Regions from separate parts of the Homo sapiens genome. Here region 2 is linked to region 1. Evidence: read pairs that join two places in POLR2A ChIA-PET (ENCODE). Cell type or tissue: PC-9. All regions are shown on one strand. Links, peaks and the distances in the headings refer to the core of each region. The heading gives the core; the rest is flanking DNA. Region 1 overlaps GLG1 (golgi glycoprotein 1). Region 2 overlaps GLG1 (golgi glycoprotein 1).

What was found. Peaks named below come from ENCODE experiments on the same cell type or tissue, not always from the same donor. Only the 100,000 strongest peaks of a DNase experiment are listed, where the experiment ranks them.
Region 2: POLR2A ChIA-PET joins it to region 1 with 11 read pairs; 4 of 35 experiments call an interaction of 5 or more read pairs at or near these places.

The regions. Positions count from the first base shown.
Region 1 is chr16:74,554,210-74,558,605 of GRCh38, forward strand. All of the region lies in intron 1 of GLG1 (golgi glycoprotein 1), which reads right to left. Among named protein-coding and RNA genes, the nearest start is that of GLG1, 51 kb to the right of the region's middle. RefSeq lists a silencer at 3,349-3,549. In PC-9, for the core only: no CTCF peak of the experiment used is centred there; a DNase peak (open chromatin) is centred at 2,372.
Region 2 is chr16:74,454,275-74,458,670 of GRCh38, forward strand. It overlaps GLG1 (golgi glycoprotein 1), which reads right to left. Exons shown (of 26, transcript NM_001145667.2): 24 at 3,600-3,720; 25 at 2,375-2,481. It also overlaps the pseudogene RNU6-237P. Among named protein-coding and RNA genes, the nearest start is that of CLEC18B, 35 kb to the left of the region's middle. In PC-9, for the core only: no CTCF peak of the experiment used is centred there; no DNase peak of the experiment used is centred there.

The DNA.
Region 1 (4,396 bases), core at 185-4,184:
CAAAATGATTTAAGACAGGATTTCCTCAATAAATGGGAGGAGAGCCAGGCGCCGTGACTCACGCCTGTAATCTCAGAACTTTGCGGGGCCGAGGCGGACGGATCACTTGAAGTCAGGAGATCCAGACCAGCCTGGTCAACATAGTGAAACCCCATCTCTACTAAAAATACAAAAATTAGCTAGGCGCGGTGGTGGGCGCCTGTAACCCCAGGTACTCGGGAGGCTGAGGCAGGACAATCACTTCATCCCAGGAAGCAGAGGTTGCAGTGAGCAGATTGCATCACTGCACTCCAGCCTGGGTGACAGAAAAAGACTCCATCTCAAAAAAGAAAAATAAAAAAATGAGAGGGATTCCAGCACTTTTCTCAATATATTCTGGCTAAATGTAAGATGGTCACTTAAATTGAGCAGATGGGACTTCATTAAATCACGATGAAAATGAACAGCCAAGAAAAGAACTATTGTATAGAAAGGAACTTTGGTAAAGTGCATGAATAAAATTACATTTTGGTGGATATATCTAATTAATATTCATTTCCTCAACTTGCAAAGCAAATGACATCATTGTTTGTCACTTTAACTAGTTCTCTGTTCAACAGTGGACCTACTGACAGATGCCCAAATAAAGATCACACACTAACATAAAAAGATGTAACTGCAGCCAAACATGGTGGCATGCACGTATAGTCCCAGTGCTTTAGGAGACTGAGGTGTGAGGATTGCCAGAACCCAGGAGTTTGAGGCTGCAATGAGCTATAATCTCACCACTGCCCTCCAACCTGAGCGACTGAGCAAAACCCTGTGTCTAAAATAAATAAATAATAAAAACATATAATTGCCTTCAGTTTATAAGACTTTGTGATAAAACGGGAAAAAAGAAAAAACAGTTGTAACTGTGCTTGGAGATACCCACCAGATGGGCCATTCTCACAAACTGATCAAATGATCACTATGGTGGTGTTAAAAATAAGTTTACAAATTGTAACTTTTCCTTCACTGAAAACTGATCAAGAAAGCCAACTCCCCAAATTATAATCTTGTCTTATCTAGTGGTCTGTCCTAGATTGACAGAACATAAAATTGGGCAATTATTCATGTTGTGAAAGGATCCACTACACAAAAAACAAAATTTAAAAATTAACGCAAGTTTCCTTGACATTGTCAACTCCATCAGTACATTTAAAATGGGATTCCAGGCTGGGTGCGGTGGCTCACACCTATAATCCCAGCATTTTGGGAGGCTGAGGCAAGACAACTGCTTGAGCCCAGGAGTTCAAGACCAGCCTGGGCAACACAGAGAGACCTCATCTCTACAAAAAAATATTAAAAGATTGGCCAGGTGTGGTGGTGTGTGCCTGTAGTCCTAGCTGCTTGGGAGGCTGGGGCAGGAGGATCACTTAAGCCAGGAATTCAAGGCTACAGTGAGCTGTGACTCCTCCATTGTGCTCCAGCCTGGGCAACAGAGAGAGATCCCTGTCTCTAAAGAAAAGAAGAAAAAGGAAAGAAAGAAAAGAAACATGCTGGGTTTCAGGAACAATTAGCCTAAGATTTAAAAGATTTCTGTGGAAAAATCAAGTCACTAAGTCACACAAAGACAATTATAGCTGGTGATAATTCATCTTTTTTTTTTTCTTTTTCTTTTGAGACAGGGTCTTGGTCTCGCTGTATCACCCAGGGTGAAGTGTAGTGGCACGATCATGGCTCGCTGCAGCCTCACTCTTCTGGGCTCAAGCAATCCTCCCGCCTCAGCTTCCTGAATCCCTGGGACTACAGGCACATGCCATCACATGAGGCCAATTTTTAATTTTTTTGTAGAGAAGGGTCTCACTATGTTGCCTGAGCTAGTCTCCAGCTCCTGGGCTCAAGCAATGCTCCCACCTTAGCCTCTCAAAGTGCTGGGATTATAGGCATGAGCCACTGGTAAGAATAAATCGCCTACTTTATATTACAGTTAACAGTTAATTACAAATTCCTAAATCACAAAATGTCCCTCTTACTCTTACTATAACAAAGTGAAATAGTCCTACAGGAAAGATCCATTACAATAAGATATACAGTTAGGTGCTGGAAACAAGCAACAGTAAGTAGCTATTGATTATCTTACCATTTTACAATAAATCATGACTTTAAATACTTTACTAGAAAATTTAAAGTTCTTTGACTAGGAAAAATGGACCTCTTTCCATAAAATTTTTGGTTTTGTTTGGGGCTAACCCAAACAATTTATTTAAACCAACTTTAGTATGAAATATACAGATTATACACAAAATAATCTAATACACTCTGGGGCAACCTGGTGAGACAATGCCTCTACAAATAAAATAGTCAGCTGGGCGTGGTGGTTCATGCCTGTGGTCTCAGCTACTGGGGAGGCAGAGGTGTGAGGAATGCTTAAGCCTAGCCATCAGAGGCTGCAGTGAGCTAGGATTATACCACTGCATTCCAACCTGGGTGGCAGGTTGGAATAATATTATTATTTTTTTATTATTTTATATATACATAATTTTGAGACAAGGTCTTGCTCTGTCTCAAATATATATATTATAATAAATATTATTACTAATAAAAATATATAAAATAATATTATTATTACAACCTAATAGTCTTTAGCCAATGAGTAAGAGAATAGCTGAAACTGTGTAACAGTCTGTTTACAGACTATTTCCATATGTAGGCTGATAAGAACAACTCTAATAATATAGCTTTTAAATAATACAGCAATTATTTAAATGCATTCTCATAAATAAAATATATTCTAATTTTCACTGCTCAGGAACAGTGAAGTACTTTATAATTTGGCAGGAGGAAGATTTACTCCCCATACATTAAAGATAAGCAGTAGAAAGAATCTTTATATTTTTGCATCTGACCAGTTTCAACAGCACCCCTAATTGGTGTGGGGTTAGCAAAAAGTTTGTGGTTATTACAATCATTGTATAAAGAGCTAAGTAAACTAGAAGAAACCCAGGACCTTTGATAAAACAGCTTTGTAAATCCTTACCTCAAATATTACAAATGTTTCTATAACTATATATGATTTGTTTGACTTTTGTAGATCTTTATTTCCTGCTTATCCATTACTATGTAATAGTAAGTGTGCTGAAGTAAAGCTGTGAGACTCAATTAAAGGAAAATTTTAATCATAGAGGTCTTTAGATAGCAAAATAGGCAAGAAGCTCTCTTTAGGTCTGGGGAGAGGCAAGAAGCTCTCTTTAGGTCTGGGGAGGGGCCAGAGCATAGGCTTACTTATGGGTGACCACTTAGCCCAAGAGTGTGAGCAGGTGGAAGTGAGAATGCTTTGCAGATACTAGTAGGCCAAAACTCTAGGCATAGTTAATTCAGATACTAGTCCAGACGCAGAAGATTTCAGGAAAACAGACCAAAAGCCTGAGTCAGGAGCTCTTGAGACTGAGCAGGTAACAGGAAGCAAAGGAGGCTAAAGAACATGGTCAGAAGACCATATCCCAGAAGCATCTGAAAGAAGTCTGGTGCAGCTATCTGGAAGCAGCCAGCTGGTTCCTTGGTAGAAAGTGTCCTGTGTGTCTTTTTTTTTTTTGGTAGGGTTGGGGTTTCACCATGCTTTCTAGGCTGGTCTTCAACTCCTGGGTTCAAGTAATCCATCTGCCTCAGCTCCCAAAGTGCTGGGATTACAGGCGTGAGCCACCAGGCCTGGCCATAGAAAGTGTCCTGTCTTGAAGATTGTGCTGAGGGGATAATGAGTCCTTTTTTATGGAAGACATACCACTCATTTGTAAAGAACATATGCTGAACAAAATAGAAAAATTTTAAATGCTAGACACACACATAAGGAAAGCAGTAAAACCCTGAAACTGTAGGTAGTTAAAAATTTAAAATATTTGCATTTTTATTCACAGATGGTCTTCAACTTTCACAGTCTGATTTTCATATATTATATACTTATGTACCTAAGAGGCTTTTCAATGTGGATTTTATATTTTGTGTTCACCAGCTGACAAACTTTTGAGCTACTGAGTGAAGGTGGTACTGGCTCACCAACATTTCACTTTTGGCAGTATCACCACATTGATGCATCTCTGTGAAATTATTAGAGTATTTTATTGGATTTGGGGGAAAATGCAAGTGTTAGTATCAGCAAAAAGAAGCATCTCAATGTAACAGATTGCTTTCAGGTGTTAAGCCAGCCTTCCATGTGCTCAATTATGAATAATGGATAATAAAATGAAAGTGTGTGCACAAATGTTTGAACTGTATTACTGAAGATTATACCAAAAAGGTTAAGTATAATTTAGGATTTTATAATATTTGTTAACTCGCTGAGCACCTGCTTTACAACATTTGAGTCTGACTTTAACCTGCATGGCTTTCGCCCATGTTTCCATGGATACACACACATTTGTAAATTTCAGGACTTGAG
Region 2 (4,396 bases), core at 273-4,272, 100 kb before region 1:
AGCTCACTACAACCTCAAACTCCTGAGCTCAAGGGATCCTCCTACCTCAGCCTCCTGAGTAGCTGAGACTACAAGTGCACCACCATGCCTGGCTAATTAAAAAATTTTTTTTGGCCAGGCATGGTGGCTCACGCCTGTAATCCCAGCACTTTGGGAGGCTGAGATGGTGGACCATGAAGTCAGGAGTTCAAGACCAGCCTGGCCAACATGGTGAAACCCTGTCTCTACTAAAAATACAAAAGTTAGCTGGGCGTGGTGGCGCTCGCCTGCAATCCCAGCTACTGGGGAGGCTGAGGCAGGATAATTGCTTGAACCCGGGAGGCGGAGGTTGCAGTGTGCCAAGACTGCACTACTGGACTCCAGCCTGGGCAACAGGACGAGAATCCGTCCCCAAAAAAAAAAAAAAAAAAAAAAAAAAAAAAAAAATTTTTTTTTTTGTTAGAGATGGGGTCTCCCTATGTTGCCCAAGCTGGTCTCGAACTCCTGGGCTCAAGTGATCCTCCTGCCTCGGTCTCCCAAGGTGCTGGGATTATAGGTGTGAGCCACTGCACCCAGCCTGTATTTTGACTTTTTTCATTCACCATTATATCATAAGCATTTCCCACATCAAAAACAATGTGCAGGCCGAGACCAGCCTGGACAACATAGCCAAGACCTTGTCTCCACAAAAAATTATAAAATTAGCTGGGTGTGGTGGCGTGCACCTGTGGTCCCAGCTACTCAAGGAGGATCACTTGAGCCCAGGAGTTCGAGGCTGCAGTGAGCCATGTTCACACCACTGCACCGCAAACAAGACTTATATTGACAGAATATATTTAACCGCCCTCCACTTGTGGACATTTATAATTTAACCTCAGCTATCTTTCATCCTCAGTTTTCCACTGCTTTCCCTAACGGACCTTGATGGTAGCCTGCTATGGCAGAATCAGGACCAAAAGGGTCCCCAGGTGCACATGTCCCCATTCTTTTGCATCCCAGCCTGGCTGCTGAGATGGTGTGGCCCAGAGGCATCTGGGCTGTTTCTATGCTCATATCACGTACACAGAACAGAGTAGGGAGGCGTGAGATGAATGAGATTTGAGCTCCAATAGTTGCCAACACAAAACAAGCCGTGAATTACTCTGAGTCACTCTGAAGCAATAATACACAGCTCAAAGGACTGGACACAATGAGGCAGAATGAAGTAACGCAGCATCTCCTGCTGCCGCTTCCCTGAGCCACCGGCTTTAAAGGCAACTTTCTTCCCTTGGCAGAAGGGTGAGGAGAGTGTTGACTACTGTGACAGACAGGAGCCCTCCCTTGTACCTTCCTGCTGTCGACCTATGAAGACTTTCTCTGATTGTTCCTCTTGACTTGTTACCCTTGACTTGGAAGTAAAAGGGTGATAAAATTGGCCAGGAAGGAGGGGTGGTCCTGGGATTACTCTCTTGATCTTAGGCCACTGCAGATGTCTATCCCAATATGAGTCAATACAAAAGCATGGCTCTAAAAACCAGAGGGACTCTGGGCAAGTCGTGACCTCTGAAGTCAGTTTCCTTCACTGTAAAGTGACGAAACAGTCATTATACTTACCTCACAGGGTTTCAAAGTTCAAATCAGGCAATACGTCCACCAAAGCGTTATGTAAACTACAAAGCAATGTATGCACGAGAAGAACTGTTATTCTTCTCACTGAGGCTGAACCTCTGTAGGAAAAATTACCCCTAGCCCAAGTCTACCTGGGTATCATACACATTCATGAGTGTCCTACAGTCTTTCTTCATCCCCTTCTTCTCCATGTTCCAGACCAGATGAGTACTGGCCTCAAATATGTATTTTTCTCCTAAAGACTGTAAAATGATAAAAGCAAGCTTCATCATAGGCGAGGCTGGATTTCTTTCTTTTGCCATGGGTGTGACATCTCTTTTGTCTTTGGGTGACTCACTTTTCAGCGGTGAACAGTGGGCGAAATGAGAAAGGAGGGCCCTGGCAAAGCCTTGCAGACAGCCCGATGCACAGGGAGACGGCTCCAGGCTCACGGGCAGCCAAGGAATTCTAAAAGCACACTGACCATGTTTACTGTTTTTTAGTAGAGACGGGGTTTCACCGTGTTGGCCAGGTTGGTCTCGATCTCCTGACCTCGTGATCTGCCTGCCTCGGCCTCCCAAAACGCTGAGATTACAGGCGCGAGCCACCGCGCCCGGCCCTGACCACGTTTTCAAACGCACTTATTGCTAGTCTCACAATAAGGACAAGACCAGTGCGATATCTAAAAGAGGCTGGACAGCCACAGCGAGGAGAGTGGCATGGCCTTTGCTCAAGGATGACATGCAAATTGGTGAAGTGTTCCATATTTTTTTGTTTTTTTAAAAAAGGAGATTCTCTTGGTCATTACCTTTGCTGCGTAACTCCACATCTCAATCCGGTCATTGAGGCGCTTTTTGCACTCGGGCTGTAACCTCACCCGCTTATCCTCCAGTGCTTCCATGAGACAGGACATTTCTGTGGGAGGAAATGAATAATAAGAAGAACCTGAAACTGTACAGAATAGAGAAATTTCTGTAAAGATGAGGAAGAGGGTGCACAACCACCAGAGAATTCAGATCTGCAGGCTCAACAAAGTTAAATACATACTAGGAAACTTGATCCAGGATCCAACAATGGAGAGAAATGATATGTAACCTCCAGGGTTGGCGTCCGAAGCCTCTCTTAAAACCTCCTTATTTTTAGAGCCAGGTGTGGTGGCAAACACCTGTAATCCCAGATACTTGGGAAGCTGAGGCAGGAGGATCCCTTGAGCCCACGACTTTGAGACTACATTATAGTAAGACCTTGTTTCAAAAAATTAAAACGAAAACAGGCTGGGCATAGTGGCTTATGCCTGTAATCCCAGCACTTTGGGAGGCCGAGGTGGGTGGATCACTTGAAGTCAGGAGTTTGAGACTAGCCTGGCCAACATGGCAAAACCCTGTCTGTACTTAAAAAATACAAAAATGAGCCAGGCATGGTGGTGGGTGCCTGTAGTCTCAGTTACTCAGGAGGTTAAGGTGGGAAAATCACTTGAACCCAGGAGGCGGAGGTTGCAGTGAGCTGAGATCATGCCACCACACTCCAGCCTGGGTGACAGAGTGAGACTCTGTCTCAAAAAAATAAATAAAAATACAAACAAACAACTTCTATTAGTTTTATTGGGTATACGTGGCTCAAAAAGAACTCTCACACTTGCCTTGGCTCCCTCCTCACACAGAACCTGTCTACTGAGTCCACTGTCGTCACCGGGGAAGTGTGTGAAGCTGGCTTCTAGTTTCGGCACCAGGAAAAGGACCATGATGATGACTTTAACTTCTGCTTCCCTAATAAATACCTCAATTCTCCCTGTTCATCAAATCTTTAGCTCCAGTCATGACAAGGCCAGTTCAAACTCGCAGGCTTATTCCTAAATTCATGATGCCATAAAGGTCTAGTTTTGGCATCACCCAGGTCCCCAGGGAATGTTGTCTATGACTGGGCTACAACTACAGACCATACAGACCACAGTAGCTGCAACTGATGTCTAAGAGGGAGTCTTTGCTCTTCCCAAGAGAGTTCAGACAGGATCAAGAGTGAACACAGAGACTTACGACGCCCGCGGCCAGGGGTGATGGCTGCGCAGTGGTGTTTAATGTCCAGGGCACAAGCAGTATGAAGTACCGGGTCAACAAAGATGTCTGCTTTGCTTTCCTTCAGCATGTTTAGCACTTCCTGGAAAGGGAGGGTCATTGCAGACAGAGCTTTTGAAGGGGAAATGCATCAGATCTGTTGTCTGTAAATACTTCATATACTAATAAAAAAGGGGGGAAGTTGAGGGCTAACAACAGAGACCACTTTGGGACAGGTTGCAAGGTGGTGATGATGTACAGAATGCAGAATTTAATTGAGTAACTAACTACTTTTAGGGATACAAAACTGTGTGTTGGAAAAAAGCAGGGGACTGTAAGTGACTGTAAGATCAGATTTGTGTTTTTGGCATTCCCGTATGTCATGTCGTATCATTTTAAAATACCTAAACGTTAATATTTTTATTGGTGTGATACAATTACTGTGTTACTTTAAGAAATATGAAAACGTGAAATCTTAAAATCAGAGTAATATGCTATATTAAAATTCTCAATCGGGACTGGGGGTGGTGGCTTATGCCTGTAATCCCAGCACTTTGGGAGGCCGAGGTAGGAGTCTGAGACCCGTGTGGGTAACACAGCAAGACCCCCATCTCTATAGAAAATTATTTAAAAAAAAATTAGCTGGGCATAATCGTGTGCCCTGTGGTCCTAGCCACCTGGGAGGTTGAGGTGGGAGGACTGCTTGAGCCCAGTTTGAGGTCCAGTGAGCTATGACTGCACCACTGCACTCCATCCTGGGAGACAAAGTGTGACCCTAT